Linked DNA regions of Homo sapiens: region 1 is linked to region 2. A link is a loop called in an ENCODE intact Hi-C map of the cell type or tissue named here. Cell type or tissue: MCF 10A. All regions are shown on one strand.

Region 1 (8,000 bases), 270 kb before region 2:
ATGTTAATGCAGAAAAGTGGGAATATAATGCAAAGTATAAAAGCACCTTGAGACATTAGTAACAAAACTATAAAAAGCCATAATCATGGGGAATGAATTTTATCTCAAATAATTTTACTATTATAATTGAATTTTAACTATATATACATTTGAAAGAATTGTAGATTCCCAAGAAAAAACAATTATTATAATTATTATAATTGTTTAAATAAGGATTATTTGTTAAATGATCCACATGTGACACCTATGGATTTATTTTGCTATCTTTTCCATAACATATAGAGATGATTCTGGGTTTTACTTATAGAAAGTAAATTAAAACTAGTTAATATTTCTTTTTTGATAGCTACTAATGAGGAGCAATCTGACCATTTCTTTTGTTGCTTATGTTAGATATGTTGCATGATCTCCTTTGTAATGAGCCAGAGCAAGTGAGCCAGTAACATTCTAACATGGTAATTGATCTACCTGAAATATTTAGAAGATTATCTGAATAGGTCTATATATCTAGAAAGGAAAGTTTAGTAAAGGGTACTTTGAGTGCTTATCTATTATGTATAACTTTGGTAGGACTACAGAAACTTGAACTGACTCAAAATGTTAAATTCCAGAACTTTGAGCTGGAAAGAGAATCACATGCAAACTAATTATATAAACATTGGCTATAGGGTCCTCCGTTTCCTTGTGCTTTCAAATTGAGTAAATGTCATCCCGAATTTTCTTGACACAGTCTTTCCAGAGAATTCAGTGGTGGCTTTAACATTATAATAATATTTTAAAATCATTATTTTAATAAAAACCTAAGCGGCTTTAGTTGCTATGTACATCAAACATATATAGAATGTATTATTTTTACCATTTCACATGATCATAAAACAATAATTGACAAAAAATTGAACTTTAATAAAACAATATTTGATTAGTCCTCAATAAATATATAAGCTTATGAATACTTTTATACATATTCATCAACATTCTCATTCACATCAGTTTTCAAAGTGAGCAATTTTTATACATCGTTACATCATTTAAATAACAATAGCTCAGATAGGGCTGGGTGCGGTGGCTCACACCTGTAATCCCAGCACTTTGGGAGGCCGAGGTGGGCGGAACACGAGGTCAGGAGATCAAGACCATCCTGGCTAACACGGTAAAACCCCGTCTCTACTAAAAATACAAAAAATTAGCCAGGCGTGGTGACAGACGCCTGTAGTCCCAGCTACTTGGGAGGCTGACAAGAGAACAGCGAGAACCCGGGAGGCGGAGCTTGCAGTGAGCCACCGAGATGGCGCCACTGCACTCCAGCCTGGGCGACAAAGCGAGACTCCGTCTCAAAAAAAAAAAAAAAAAAAACCCAGACCAAAGCTTCCTTATATTTGTAATAATTTCATTGCAAAGTCTTCTTATATGAACATACACATGTACAAGTAAAATATAAACATTTTGAATTCAAATAATAATTAAATATATTATAAAATAAGCTTGTGCTGTCTATCCTTCAACCTAATGGCTTGTGTACCATGGGAAAATAGGTAGATAATTCATCCACAAAACACATTTTGTATTTGAAAACCTCTCCTTCTCTTTCTTTCTCTCTCCAGGCATACACACACAATATACACCTTGTATTTTTTAATCAAGTTGCAGTAATCATACACCTTTACCCCTAATTAATTTAGGGTATATTTTCAAAGAACAGGGATATTCTCTTAGGTAACTACAGTATACTTATCAAATTCAGGAAATCTGACATTTATATATTAGTATCTAAAATACAGTCCATATTTAAATTTCAGCAATTGTCATAACACTGTACTTTATAGAGCAACTTGTTTTTCCCAATCCATTGTCATGCACTGCACTTAGTTGCCATGTCTATTTATTATAGTTTCTTTTATTCGAAAGAGTTTCTCAGCATTTCTTTATTTTATATGACATTGATATTTTTAAAGAATGCCAGACTATTGCTTTTTTTTTTTAAGAGAACACCTCAATTTGGGTTTGTCTGATAGTTTCTCCGTGATGTGATTCAGGTTATAAACTTTTTACAGAAATACTACTTGTATTAGTTTCTAAGGGCTACAAATTACCAAACACTTGGCGGTTTGAACAACAGAAATTTATTTTCTCGCATTCCTGAACACCCGAAGTCAAAGTATTGGCAATCCACGCCCTCTGAAGGCTCTTGGGGAGAATTATTTCCTGCCTCTTTTCCAGCTTCTGGTGGTGCCAAGCATTCCTTCGTTTGTGGCGGCAGTAACTCCCATCTCTGTCTCCTTCTTCACGTGGCTTTCTTTTCTTTCCTGTGTTTCTTCTCATTTGATAAGAGCATTTATTGGATTTAGGACTCATCTGGTTAATCCAGGATGATCTCGTCTCAAGAACCTTAATTAAATCTGCAAAGACTCTGTTCCTAAATAAGGTTTCATTTACAGATATGGGGGGGTCTGGATTAAGATGGATCTTTTTGGGTCCACAATTGAATTTATTGCATTACTGAAATGATGCTGTGTGCTTCTCAAAGGATAATATTAGACTGTTCCAGATGTAGATAGGGCTAGAAATTTTTTTATTAAAAAACATAAATTCATACTGATACTCAAATTAAAATTAGTTTTTCTCTTGCCTTCCCACACAGCATGTTTGTATCTTTCTTCTTCCACAGTGAGAACCCTTGCTCCTAACATTACCAAACCATTTACTTACGTAACCAATCCTACAATATACATAAAATAGTTTCAGAATTGCTACCCCTATATCATTAGCAAAAATAAACTTGCAAGTAAAGTTTAAAATTTCCGCCTGATTCTTTCTGTCTTTGACTGAAATTATATAGCCAAGTTCAAAAATTACATGGATTAATTCATCCCCACCTCCATCCCCTTCGCTGTGTGGTTACTTTATCCTTTGGACATACTGTTCAGTTAAATTGTTTCTATTTGTATTCAATTTTAAGGTTTCTTCCTTCGTTCTTGTTGGTTTAATTTTATTTATTTATTGAATAGTAACACTTTGAGGGATTCCAAAAGTAAAAACTTTATTAATAGAAAGGATACGTAGGCCTTTTCCTGCCTATCCATTCCACCTTGTTCCTCCCACCTCCTGTAGCTAACCAACTTCACTAGTTTCAGGTTTACTCTTCCTGTGTTTCCTTTTTTAAATATAAATGGGTATGTCTATATTTCATTTTGCTTTCTTTTTACATAGAAGTGGTTCTCAACCGGGAAGATTTTGTCCCCCAGGGACATTTGGCATTATCTGGAGACAATTATTTTTGTTCACTACAGGAAGGGGTGCTGCTGACATCTAGTGGGTAGACATCAGGCATAATGCTAAACATCCTACTGTACACAGGGTAGCCCTCGACAATAAAGAATTATCTGGTTCAATAAGCCAAAGTGCCGTTGTTGAGAAACCCTGCTGTAAGTCTACTTTTGCATTTTGCTTTTCAACTTAACAATATATCATGGAAATCACTCTATATCAGTTTATAGAGGTCTTCCTCATCCTTTTATTACAGCTGCTTAGCGGATGTACTATAGTTTATTCTGTCTGTCTTCTTTGTATGGGTATTTATGTTGTATTTCAGTATTTTGCTATTACAAATAAGCTGTAATGAATAACCTCATGCATCTTTTTTTGTATTTTTAGAAGTATATTTTCAGAGTGAATTCCCAGAAGGAGGTCAAAGGGCAACAAATGCTCTGTCAGTTTGCCAAATCCCCTCTGTAAGAGTTGTACCATTCTGCATTTTCACTGTAGTGTGAGAACATTCCCTTACCCATAGGCCTGCCAGTGGAGTGAGTTACCAAGTTGTTGAATTTTTGCCAATCTGATTAGTAAGAAACTCAATGTAGTTTTAATTTGTGTTTTTCTTACTATGAATTAAATTTTTTTGTTTTGTTTGTTCACATTGCTGGGTCGAAACCCAAATTGTATAATATGTCACCCAAATAATTATAGATGAATTACAGAAGCAATCTTTATCAAATACAGTGAAACAAAGTATATACAATATTTCCCTGCTGAAAATGTTAAATGTGGCTGGGTTCTATGGCTCACAACTGTAATCCCAGTGCTTTGGGAGGCCAAGTTAGGAGGAATCACTTGAGGCAGGTGTTTGAGACTAGCCTGGGAAAACATATCAAGACCCTGTCTCTACAAAATATAAAATAAAATAGAATTTTTTAGAAAAAGAAAATGTCAGATGATTTCTTGGAGAAGCTTTTCTTGTGTCCATGTGTCAGTAAGTTTTTATGTAAACATAACGGTATTGTTTAGCAGTGCCTGAGGGAGAAGTACTCATCGCCAGGTAACAAATATCATCCTGGAAATGTAGTGTTTAAAGTCTTCACTGATGTTTTCAGACTACCAAGTTGTCACACTGAGTAAGTTATCATGACTTTCCACTAGGATTCTTGTGTGCTTGGTGTTTTAAAGGCCATATATGTCTCTTGGAAGTCTTCGGGATCAAGTCATTTACCCTGATTCAGTGGATGATATGCATGATAAAGGTTATACAGACCAAGATCTGGAACGTATCCTACACAATGTCCATCTCTATCACATAGTTCAAAGAGAAGGAGGTAAAGTCTATCATTCTTTTCTAATGCATTTAACTTCACTTTTAAAAAGTAAGCTTGGGTATATATTTAGTCTGTGGTTTAATTTGAATGTATGCTATAATCGGAAATAAGCACATAAGTGTAAAGATGGAGTTTTATTGCTGTTCCATTATTTACATTTCTTTTTCTGCTTGTGTTGTGTTTAATGCAACACACTAAGTTTTTATTAAGTCTCCATGTCAGTGCAGCTAACATTTAAAAACAGTTTTTTTCTTTTATATTCGAATGTACAAAGTCCCTGAGGCCATTGTCAGTCTAGATGTATGTAAAGTCTATGACAGACATATTTGCCTTACAAGCTCTCAGCTCACATTAAATTAAATAATTTGAGAAGTAGATACCACAGAACTTTTTTTGTTTTCAGACCCACAATCTGACCAGTATCTTTTTTTGCTCTCAAGCAGCACACAGGTAATTAAAGTTAGAAACTTCTGTATTGTGGTTTTTCAGCATAAAACATTTTTGAAAGAGTATAAATAACATTTGTACATATAAGCTTAAAATAGAATTATTGTCTAATAATACTCTTTCTGTGTTTAGTGATACTTTCAAATAATTTAATAATAATAATCACACTTTAACTAGATAAGCCAGGCAAGAGAAAGAAATAAAGGGCATTCACATAGGAAGAGAGGAAGTCAAACTATCCCTGCTTGCAGACACATGATTCTATATCTAGAAAACCCCATAGTCTCAGCTCAAAGCTCCTTCAGCTGATAAACAACTTCAGCAAAGTTGCAGTGTACAAAATCAACATACAAAAATCACTAACTTTGCTATACACCAACAACAGCCAAGCGAACAGCCAAATCAGGAAGGCAATCCCCTTCACAATTGCCACAAAAAGAATGAAATACCTAGGAATACAGCTAACCAGGAAGGTGAAAGATCTCTACAATGGGAATTACAAAACACTGCTCAAAGAAATCAGAGAAGACACAAATGGAAAACCATCCCATGTTCATGGATAGGAAGAATCAATATCATTAAAATGGCTATGTTGCCCAAAGCAATTTACATATTCAATGCTATTCCTATCAAACTACCAATGACATTCTTCACAGAACTAGGAAAAAAACTATTTTAAAATTTGTTTGGAACCAAGAAAGAGCCTGAATAGCCAAGGTAATCCTAAGCAAAAGGAACAAAGCTGGAGGCATCATGCTGCCCCACTTCAAACTATACTACAAGTCTACAGTAACCAAAACAGCATAGTGCTGTTACAAAAACAGGCACAGAGACCAATGAAACAGAATGGAGAGCACAGAAATAAGGCCGCACATCTACAACCATCTAATCTTCAACAAAGCTGACAAAAACAAGCAATGGGGAAAAGACTCCCTATTCAATAAATGGTGCTGTGATAACTGGCTGGCCATATGCAGAAGACTGAAGCTGGACCCCTTCTTTATACCATATACAAAAATCAACACAAGATGGATTAGAGACTTAAATGTAAAACCCCAAACTATAAAAACCCTGGAAGACAACCTAGGCAAAACTATCCTGGACATGGAAACAGACAAAGACTTCATGACAAAGATACCAAAAGCAATCACAATGAAAGCAAAAATTGACAAGTGAGATCTAATTAAATTTAAGAGCTTCTGCACAGCAAAAGAAACTATCAACAGAGTAAACAGACAACCTACACAATGGGAGAAAGTATTTGCAAATTATGCATCTGACAAAAGTCTAATATCTAGCATCTATAAGGTACTTAAACAAATTTACAAGGGAAAAACAAACAACACCATTACAAAGTGGGAAAAGGACATGAACAGACACTTCTCAAAAGAAGACATACATGCAGCCAACAAGCATATGAAAAAAGCTCAATATCACTGATCACTAGAGAAATGCACATCAAAACCACAATGAGGTACCATCTCACACCAGTCAAAATGACTATTAATAAAAAGTCAAAAAATAACAAGATGTTGAGAAGGTTGTGGGAAAAAGAGAACACTTATACACTGTTGGTGGGAGTGTAAATCAGTTCAACCACAGTGTGGCAATTCCTCAAAGAGCTAAAAACAGAACTACCATTTCACCCAACAATCTCATTACTGGGTTTATACTCAGAGGAATATAAAATCATCTACCACAAAGACATATGCACACAAATGTTCATCACAGCACTATACACAATAGCAAAAACATGGAATCAATGTAAATGCCCATCAATGACAGATTAGATAAAGAAAGTGTGGTAGAGGTCCACCATGGAATATTATGCAGCTAGAAAAAAAGAATGAGATCATATATTTTGTGGGAACATGAATGGAGCTGGAGGCAATCATCCTTAGCAAACTAATGCAGGAACAGAAAACCATATACTTACTGTATGTTCTCACTTTTAAATAGGGCTAAATGATAAGAACTTACAAGCACAAAGAAGAAAACAACAGAGACTCAGGTCTACTTGAGGATTGGAGGGTAGGAGGAGGGAGAGGAGCAGAAAAGAAAATTATTGGGTACTGGGCTTAATACCTGGATGATGAAATAATATGTACAACAAATCCCCATGAAACGTGTTTACCTATGTAAGAAAACTTCACATGTGCCCCCAAGCCTGAAAGTTAAAAAATAAAATAAAATAAAACAAAAAATTATATTCACACTTTCAAATAATTCAATAATTCATATAATTTGATAGTTTAGAAAAATGACTGAAATAACAAATGAGACACCAAGTTTAATTTTAAATGTATTTTATGTTCTATTTTACAGCCCACTTACATTATTAGAAGTAGAGTAAGTAGTACAGTGATTGAGAATATGGACTTTTAACTCAGAGTTCTGGAATTAAATCTTGATTAGCCCTGTTCTCTGTATCTTCAACTGTAAAATGAGGATAAATATCTACCTTATAAGTTTTTTGTGAAGATTAAATAAGACTGTATGTAAAACATTAGCACAGTGGCATATGAGTACACAAGAATTAGTAGCTGGCCCCGTCCGGCAGCTCACACCTGTAATCCCAGCACTTTGGGAGGCCGAGGAGGGTAAATAGCTTGAATCTAGGAGGTTGAAACCAGCCTGGGCAACATGGTGAAACCACTTCCCTACAAAACATACAAAAATTATCCGGGAATGGTGGCACACCCCTGTAGTCTCAGCTATTTGGGAGGCTGAGGTGGGAGAATCACCTGAGCCCGCAAAGTCAAGGTTGGAGTGAGCTGTGATTGCATCACTGCACTCCAGCCTAGGCAACAAGAGTGAGACCCTGTCTAAAAAAAAAAAAAAAAATTAGTAGCTAATGGTAATATTAGTAGTTGTAATATTGATACTGTACTTTGTCTTTGTGTGATAATGCTTGAAGTTTTATATAACAATATCACATACATTATTTCATTTGATCCTTACAATAAA
Region 2 (8,000 bases):
TAGCCATTTTTCATAATATTCTTCATTTTATGAGGACATTTCCATTGTTTTCCATTCAGTATCCCATCTGCTACCTTTTGTTCCAGAATTAATTTTAATGATGGCAGAACTTTCTTGCATGTGCTTGAGGTGGCCTATGTAATTAACTGTTGGATCTGCTGTTAGAGATTGCTAACCAGAATAGTTTATGGCTTCATTGCTTTTGTGATAAGATGAGAATAGAAGAAATGCTTTTGGTGAAGGTAGTGATGTAGAACTGAGGTCAGATTTTAGGAACTAAATGTGTTAGGTATTTAGTCTGTCAGATGAGTGAGACTTTTGGAACTTCAAGACTAAATCTGTGGCCTGGAATCCAGATTCAGGTAATCTATTTGTCTTTTTACATTTTAAAAATGTATCCTTTATGACAGGTTGTAAAAAATATCTTTTGGGCTCTGCCTCTAAATAACTTACTTTAAAGTTTTCATAAATTCACATGCTTATACTCATATATTTGTAATTCTTTATACATTGTGAGAGTTTGGTCACTCACTTGGTGCAGTAACTCTTATAAGCCATTACTGCGTAATTTTACTCAGGTGATGCTTATAATTTAAATGATGCAGGATTGCTAAAATGTGATTTCCTGATTAGAAAAAATCAAGCACACAAAATTTAATTACATTTAGTTTTTGCTTTTAAATAGGAATCATGCAAACCCATTCTGGAAGTGTTGCTGTCTAATTCCTTAGTGTTTTTTTTTTCCCAGACTTTTTTTTTTTTTTTTTTTTTTTTTTTGGCAGAGTCTTGCTCTGTTGCCCAGACTGGAGTGCAGTGATGTGATCTTGGCTCACTGCAGTCTCTGCCTCCTGGCTTCAAGCGATTCTCCTGCCTCAGCCTCCCAAGTAGCTGGGATTACAGGTGCCCGCCACCACACTCAGCTAATTTTGGTATTTTTAATAGAGACAGAGTTTCACCATGTTGTCCAGGCTGGTTTTGAACTCATGACCTCAAGTGATCCACCCACCTCAGCCTCCCAAAGTGTTGGGATTACAGGTGTGAGCCACCATGCCTGGCCCAGACTTTTTTTTTTTTTCAGTTAAAATTCATTACCACCATATACAAAAATTATTTTCTTGAATTTTTAATTACAAGCAGACATTTGGCATTTAAAATATTTAAGGCCAGAATACTTTTATTACTAAAATGTACATAGATACAAATTAAATACTAGCTAAGTAAAATAATTATGTATTTTTGTGTGTGTGATTACCTATAGAACTATTTTGTGATTGTGTCTCAATATTAATTCATTAAATCTCATTGTTTCTCATATTCTGATATTCTAATATTTTTGTTCTTACAAAACTATAAAGATAATTTTTCTTCATCTGAAATAATTACCAATGAAATTAAAACACATCTAAAATATTTGTTGTGGCTATTTGGCGGTATATCACTGATATTTATATTCAAAGATAGTAAGTTGTTACATATTTAATAAGATCACCAATTTAAAAATTATAGTTGCTGAGCTTCCATCAACTAAATATAACTCATGTAGTATTTTCCTATGTTAGTTTTATTTTTTGTTCTCAAGTAATAATCTTTCTGAGGTTCCAGTTATTAACCTATTACAAATTTTAGATTGACTATCTACCAAAGTTGTATGTGCAAATTTAGAATTAGGTAATTAAAGAATCTTCTTTTACTTTAGTTCCAGGCAGTCATCTCTATCAGAAAAAAAAATTCCAGAGCCTTCTCCTGTAACAAGGAGAAAGGCATATGAGAAAGCAGAAAAATCAAAGGCCAAGGAACAAAAGCAGTAAGTGACTAATGTTTTTTACCTGCTAGACTGTATTAAATGCCTGCTGCACTTAGATGCTAAAGATAATCATGAAATTATTTTCCAGATTTAGGCTGGTGCTGTGGTTATGACTATTTGACTAATCAAGACAGTCAAGTCAGCTTTTGGCTTGGCTCGGTGGTCTAATATTCTTGGTCATACATATACCTGTAAAGATATTTGAGCACTTGTCCCTGATCATGTCCACTTACTTACTTGCCAGTTATTTGTGTATATCATTTTAAGAGTTAATATATACTTGAGGTAAGGCTTATTAAGTCTATATTTCAGATAGTCTTCTATTAATAGAAAAATTTAGAATTAATTTTGACCGTCATTGCCATGTTAGCTAAAACTGATCTTGACCCTACCTCTTTAGAGTGGCTGACAGAAAAACTAATATTAATCATAGGGTGTGTTATTGTGCCATTTTCTTGTTGCTCTCTCATGTTTACATTGTTGGTATTATCCTCAATGTTTCTTCTGTGTGTTTTGTGAGGGTTAGTTTACTTAGCAGTACATAGTATAATCTGATTATCCACTTAACTGGGCGTTTACAAATTGCAACATGACAGCATGCAGAAGTTGATTGGATTAGAACCACTGTTACCCTGCCACCCCTCCCTCAGTTTACCTGTTCTGCATGTGACAGGCAGATCTCAGACATGTCCTTGAAAGCATTTATGCGAATTTACATTTAAATATTAGTGAAGTGAATTACTTTAATTTCTTTGACATAAAAATAAATGTGAATATATTTAAAAAGAAGTGTTCATTTATTTTCCGTGCCTAAATGGACAATTCTATACCATCCACTACCCTGTGCCAAGATGCACACTGTCTTTTTTGACCATGGGTTTAGCTGACTTGAATGTCATAGAAATTATCCTTTTTTTTTTTTTTTGAGACGGAGTCTCGCTCTGTTGCCCAGGCTGGAGTGCAGTGGCGCTATCTCGGCTCACTGCAAACTCCGCCTCCCGGGTTCACACCATTCTCCTGCCTCAGTCTCCCGAGTAGCTGGGACTACCGGCGCCCGCCACCACGCCCGGCTAATTTTTTTGTATTTTTAGTAGGGACGGGGTTTCACCATGTTAGCCAGGATGCTCTCAATCTCTGACCTCATGATCCGCCCGCCTCGGCCTCCCAAAGTGCTGGGATTACAGGCGTGAGCCACCGTGCCTGGCCGAAATTATCCTTCTTATCACCCTTGCTTCCTGTACTTAAAGATGTAGTTTGCCTGTGTCTACTGAATTAAATCTCTCAAGAATAATTGGGAAATGGGGATGGAGCACATAAATGATTTAAAAATAGATGAATGAACCAACTGAATAAGCAAACATCTCGTAAGCTCTCTGGGTCTCTTTCCTCATCTGTAAAGTGAGCAACTTTCTCTTGATTCTAAAATTGTATAATTTTAAATGTGGCTTGCTTTATTCTTATACTGACTTCTGATTTCAGCAGACAGAATCTTCTCTTTAGTGCCATCTTGTGGCCAATGTAACAAAATCCAGTGAAAAATTTTAAAAATTGTTCAGAATGCATTTTATCTTACAAAAAAGGAAGAAAGGAAAGAAGGAGTTCTCTAATAAAAAGCTTTTTTTTAAAAGAGCATGTTTCTTATAACTTTTCTAACAAATCATAACCAATTAAAGCCACCTACTTAATGTTCTTTTTTTCTTGTAGCTCAGATTCTGGAACTTCAGAGGCTAGTCTTTCACCTCCTTCTTCCCCACCAAGCCGGCCCCGTAATGAACTGAATGTTTTTAATCGTCTTACTGTTTCTCAGGGAAACACATCAGTTCAGCAGGATAAGTAAGTCATTATGGAAAAGAGCCCCAATTATTTATATAATATTCTGAACCTGTCAATACAGTCTGTAGAAAACATGTAGTCATCTCTGTGTAGGAGATGGAGCCTGACGTGTGAACTCTTGCCATATTTTATGCATCTTTCCAATGGGAAAGGAACCATGCAGCCAAAATTAGAGAAAATTATTTTCCTGCTGAACATTATTCCCTGTTGTAGATTTGTATTGGTATGCCTTCAGCACTTGTCTTGCCTTTTCTTTTACAAGTAAATTAGAACTGAAAAATCTTTGAGACCACTTGATGTTTAAATTTTTGGAGATTCTTCAGCTTCTGTGAGCCCACAAAAGCCTCTAATTTAGATAGCCTGAGTTGGAAAGAGGCAAATTACTTTACTTCTGGGGGATATAACAGTTTACAAAGACCATTGTTACAAGTGCAACACGTTTTTGTCATCTGATTGTTCTAGACAAGTTCACCACAAAATTTCAATAATTGTGTTCTTGGAATAAAAAATCACCTTTACGGATGGAGAGAGTAGGACTGGGAGTGGGTTGCAGGGGTGGAGAAGTTGGAGGGATGTGGAAAATGTAAATGTCATCAAATTTGAAATGACAAAGTATCCACACATTGAGCCAGAATCTCTCTTGCAAGAATGCCATACTAACAATACTGCCATAAGGTATTTATTAACTCTGACTTGTCTGCTTGGACTTGGAATGATAATGATTGTTTTCTGCTATTGCCTCCCTGTATAAATCAATAATCTCTAAAATTTATAGGATGCCATTTAAGATCTGTCTGTCTGGCATGTTTAGATCATTTTAAATGGCTCTATAAACTTAGAGAATCATACCGTAGTTTTTAAAGAATTATAAATATACTTAATTTATGGATAATTCTTTTATTTATGGATCCTTCATTAGATTTTAATATGGTTTAATTAGTAGAAGATATGTTCTTTACATTGATCTAGGTAGGTAAATATTTTCCTGTGTTATTAAACAAAATACTCTTTAACATTGTCAAATTATTTCTGTCATTAATTGAGAAAAGTTGAACATTAGGAATACTTTTGGGAAGTCAAGTTTCACTAGGTATACGAAGAGTTGCTAAATTTGTGTCTACCTTGCCTTCACAGTCAGAATATTTTCTGTCAATCTTTTGATAATCTTGACAACCTAATCACAGTTCCATATTTTTTACTGAAATACTTTATGAGCTACCAATAATTTGACTCTGTTGTCATCTCTATAAACTAAAATGTAGAATAACTGACTGCTCTACACTTTCAAAAACTTGACTACCCCTTTACATTACTTTCTCTGGGGCTCCTTTTTGAAGCAACCATATCCCACTAGCAAGACGCAGATCTCCCACATTGTTTCAGGTTACATTCTATGCTAACGCTCACCATATCCTCATTCTCCTCAAGCCTGTTGTACAGTCGAATAGATTTTCTTAATAACCAGACTCACTGCAGTCTTGGAGGCCTCAAGGTAGGGCTAACAGAAGTGACTTGTCCATTCTAAAAGCCCACTAAAGTACCCCAGCTGTTACTCAGATGCTCCCTAGTCAAAAGAACTCAGTGTTTTTGAGATAAGTTAAAGCCAAAAGTTATTAAATTTTGAGTGACTTGCTTTCTATGTGAAAACACAATCTATTTTGTGTAACTTCAACATTAGAGTCTATATCTAAAGTGATAATTATCAAGGTGAATAAAATTGATCAACAGTTATTGAAATGGGAAAATTTTTCCAGGACTAGTCAAATTAAATAGAGCAAACCTTGAAGTGCTATATCTCATGTACTTGATACTATTCTTCTGCAAGGCCTAAATTTTAGAAGTGAGGATAGATTTTGTATATCAGTATTAGAAAATTTTAGCCCCCAAAGTCTTGCTAGAAGACATAAATATCAAACTTTTTACGTAACTTAGCTATACTTTAAACATGCTAATATCCAGTGCAAGTAGAAAAGCAGGGCACTATGAAGGAAATGTTTGCTATATATCTGTTATTCATGCTGTTGATTTTGAGTCCAAAGTCAGTGTCCTTACCTGTTGACATCTGTATTCTTTCTCTCATAATTCTAACTCTTTCACTATAGGTCTGATGAAAGTGACTCCTCTCTCTCGGAGGTACACAGGTACTTTCTTTCCTGCCTTTCCTACATTCTGGAATTTCATTGATGTTCTAAAGTGCCTTCCTAGAAATTCTAAGCAAGTCTCATTTTTGTTGCATGCATCACTTGTTGTAAATCATATAAATGCACTAATATTTCTAAACATGATAATTTTAATACATTTTTGTGGTCATACCTTTTAGATAAAGTAGTGGTTTTTTTTGTATAATAGTTTAAAAATTGTGATACCTGTTTTCTGTCTGTAATCTGAATCTTTTCTTTAAAAGAAATCAAGTTTTATGAATATTGATGTCAAGAAGATTTCTTACTCTCAACAATTAGGTATTTCTAATGCCTCAAAGTGTGTGAGGTAGATAAGGTATTTTTTTCTTGTTGGTTTAGCAATTTTAAGTAAAAAGATTATATGATTAAAAATAAAAATATGCTAGAGAAAAAAAGGATACTATTATACCAAAAATTAAAAAGAATAGGAAATAAACACTAAGGAAGCATTTTTTAAAATAAATATTCTTAAGAATAGGTGCAGCTTTAAAAATAACTGTTATTTTTTTTCATTTTATGGATTTTTCTGGGGGTCCTTAACTTCTCTTTCTCTTTCTCTCTGTCTCATTCCCTTTCACCATTATCATTTTATGTCCTCCCTCTTTGCACTTGTTTTCCTTGTTTTATGGCCATTTTTGCTGATCATCAGCAGATCCTCCAGAAGGTAGGCAGGGGAAGGGAGAGGAAATTAATTTCATTTCCAGTATCAAAAGACCTTACAGGTTTGCATGGAACAAAAATAAGTGTTTATTTTTTTCTCTCCTTCAGATCAAGTCTGTTGTACAAATTTGCCATATTTAACCTTAAACTTGTTTAAAGTTGATTTTATATTTCAAAATGTGAATAGATTAATTCAAATAGAGAAATACCATGGCTGTATGTTTCTAATATCATTAAGTTTCTATTATCTTTGGTAGTTTATATAAAATATTAATCCTAATATTCTGAATATTTAAGAACATTTTAAAGTAATAAAACACTGTGTTTAATATTGAGATTTTTTTTCTCAAAAGACTGAATAATCAATGACATAAAAATACATAAGAATGAAAAAAGGGCATCCTGATCTCCTGGAAATAACTGTGCCATACATAAGTTACTGGGGCAAATATTTACTGAGTATTTTATGATACTATAACCTTTGACATGACAGAATTGTGTTGAATATTACATCATCAGGGAAACATTTAATAGATTCTTAGGATAAAGCTTGTAATCTGAAGGAAAGAAACCTTTGGAGACACAGTATTACATCTGAGGGTACTGTTTAGCTTTTTTCTTAAGAAGATTTGTTATTAAATGCACATTGAAAATAGCTCTTAGGCTGTTAACATGAATTGTTTTCTTACAATCAGCTTTTTGACCTATATATACATATATATTTTCTGTTTGAGAATTAACAGTAGCAACCTACTATTCTGTAGAATCATACCTTTTCAATATTTGAAGAAATATGTGTAAATTTGATGGCTTCAGTTCATATCTATGAACCTTAAGACATCAAAATTTCCAAATGGCAGATTCAGACTTTTGAGCGGGTTTTGCTCCAATTTCAATTTTAATCTGGTTAAATTGTTAGATTACAAATTACTGAGCATTAGTTTCAGTAATCTCAAATTGACACATGTATGCAAATCATGGCATCACATTTCATAATTATATATCCAGAGATAATAATTCCTTATATCATTTATAGGGATAAGAAACTCCTATCACTTTTGTGATCATTATAACCAGACTCTAAAAATAAATGTTTTTTTCTCCCCAACTCTAAATTTACCTCCTTTAAATTTCCATTCGTTAGTCTTCATCAGCCCTTTTTTTCCCTTACCAGAATTAATTTTATATATCTTTTTGTTTATATATGACAGCTCTTCATATATTCAGCCCTTTTAAATTATGCTGTTGTATCCTCTCTCCGGTAAATGTTCTTTTATCAGCTCAATAGTTTCATCATCTGTTCCTTATGTAATATAGTCTACAGATCCTTCATTCTGCTTCTACTGTTTTGTAAAGGCTCCAATTTTTCAATGTTCTTCTTAAAATGGGACATCTAAAACTACACCTCATTCCATATATGGCCTACATAGAATGCAGTAAGTCTATCGCTGTCTTTCTCCTGAAATATTTATTTCTATTAAACAAATCATTGATAGTGAGTCGGCATATAAAATAAATGAATT

What was found. Peaks named below come from ENCODE experiments on the same cell type or tissue, not always from the same donor. Only the 100,000 strongest peaks of a DNase experiment are listed, where the experiment ranks them.
Region 1: it touches region 2 in a loop (2.4-fold over the local background); 4 of 110 quality-filtered maps call a loop at or near these places.

Annotation. Positions count from the first base shown.
Region 1 is chr12:39,582,738-39,590,737 of GRCh38, reverse strand. It overlaps ABCD2 (ATP binding cassette subfamily D member 2), which reads left to right. Exons shown (of 10, transcript NM_005164.4): 7 at 4,441-4,586. Among named protein-coding and RNA genes, the nearest start is that of ABCD2, 33 kb to the left of the region's middle. In MCF 10A, a CTCF peak has its summit at 3,311 (motif pointing left); a DNase peak (open chromatin) is centred at 3,287.
Region 2 is chr12:39,313,710-39,321,709 of GRCh38, reverse strand. It overlaps KIF21A (kinesin family member 21A), which reads left to right. Exons shown (of 38, transcript NM_001173464.2): 28 at 1,697-1,804; 29 at 3,509-3,637; 30 at 5,740-5,778; 31 at 6,470-6,481. LOC101927019 (a long non-coding RNA gene) reads right to left here and starts at 5,778. Exons shown (of 3, transcript XR_007063276.1): 1 at 5,690-5,778. In MCF 10A, a CTCF peak has its summit at 3,333 (motif pointing left); no DNase peak of the experiment used is centred here.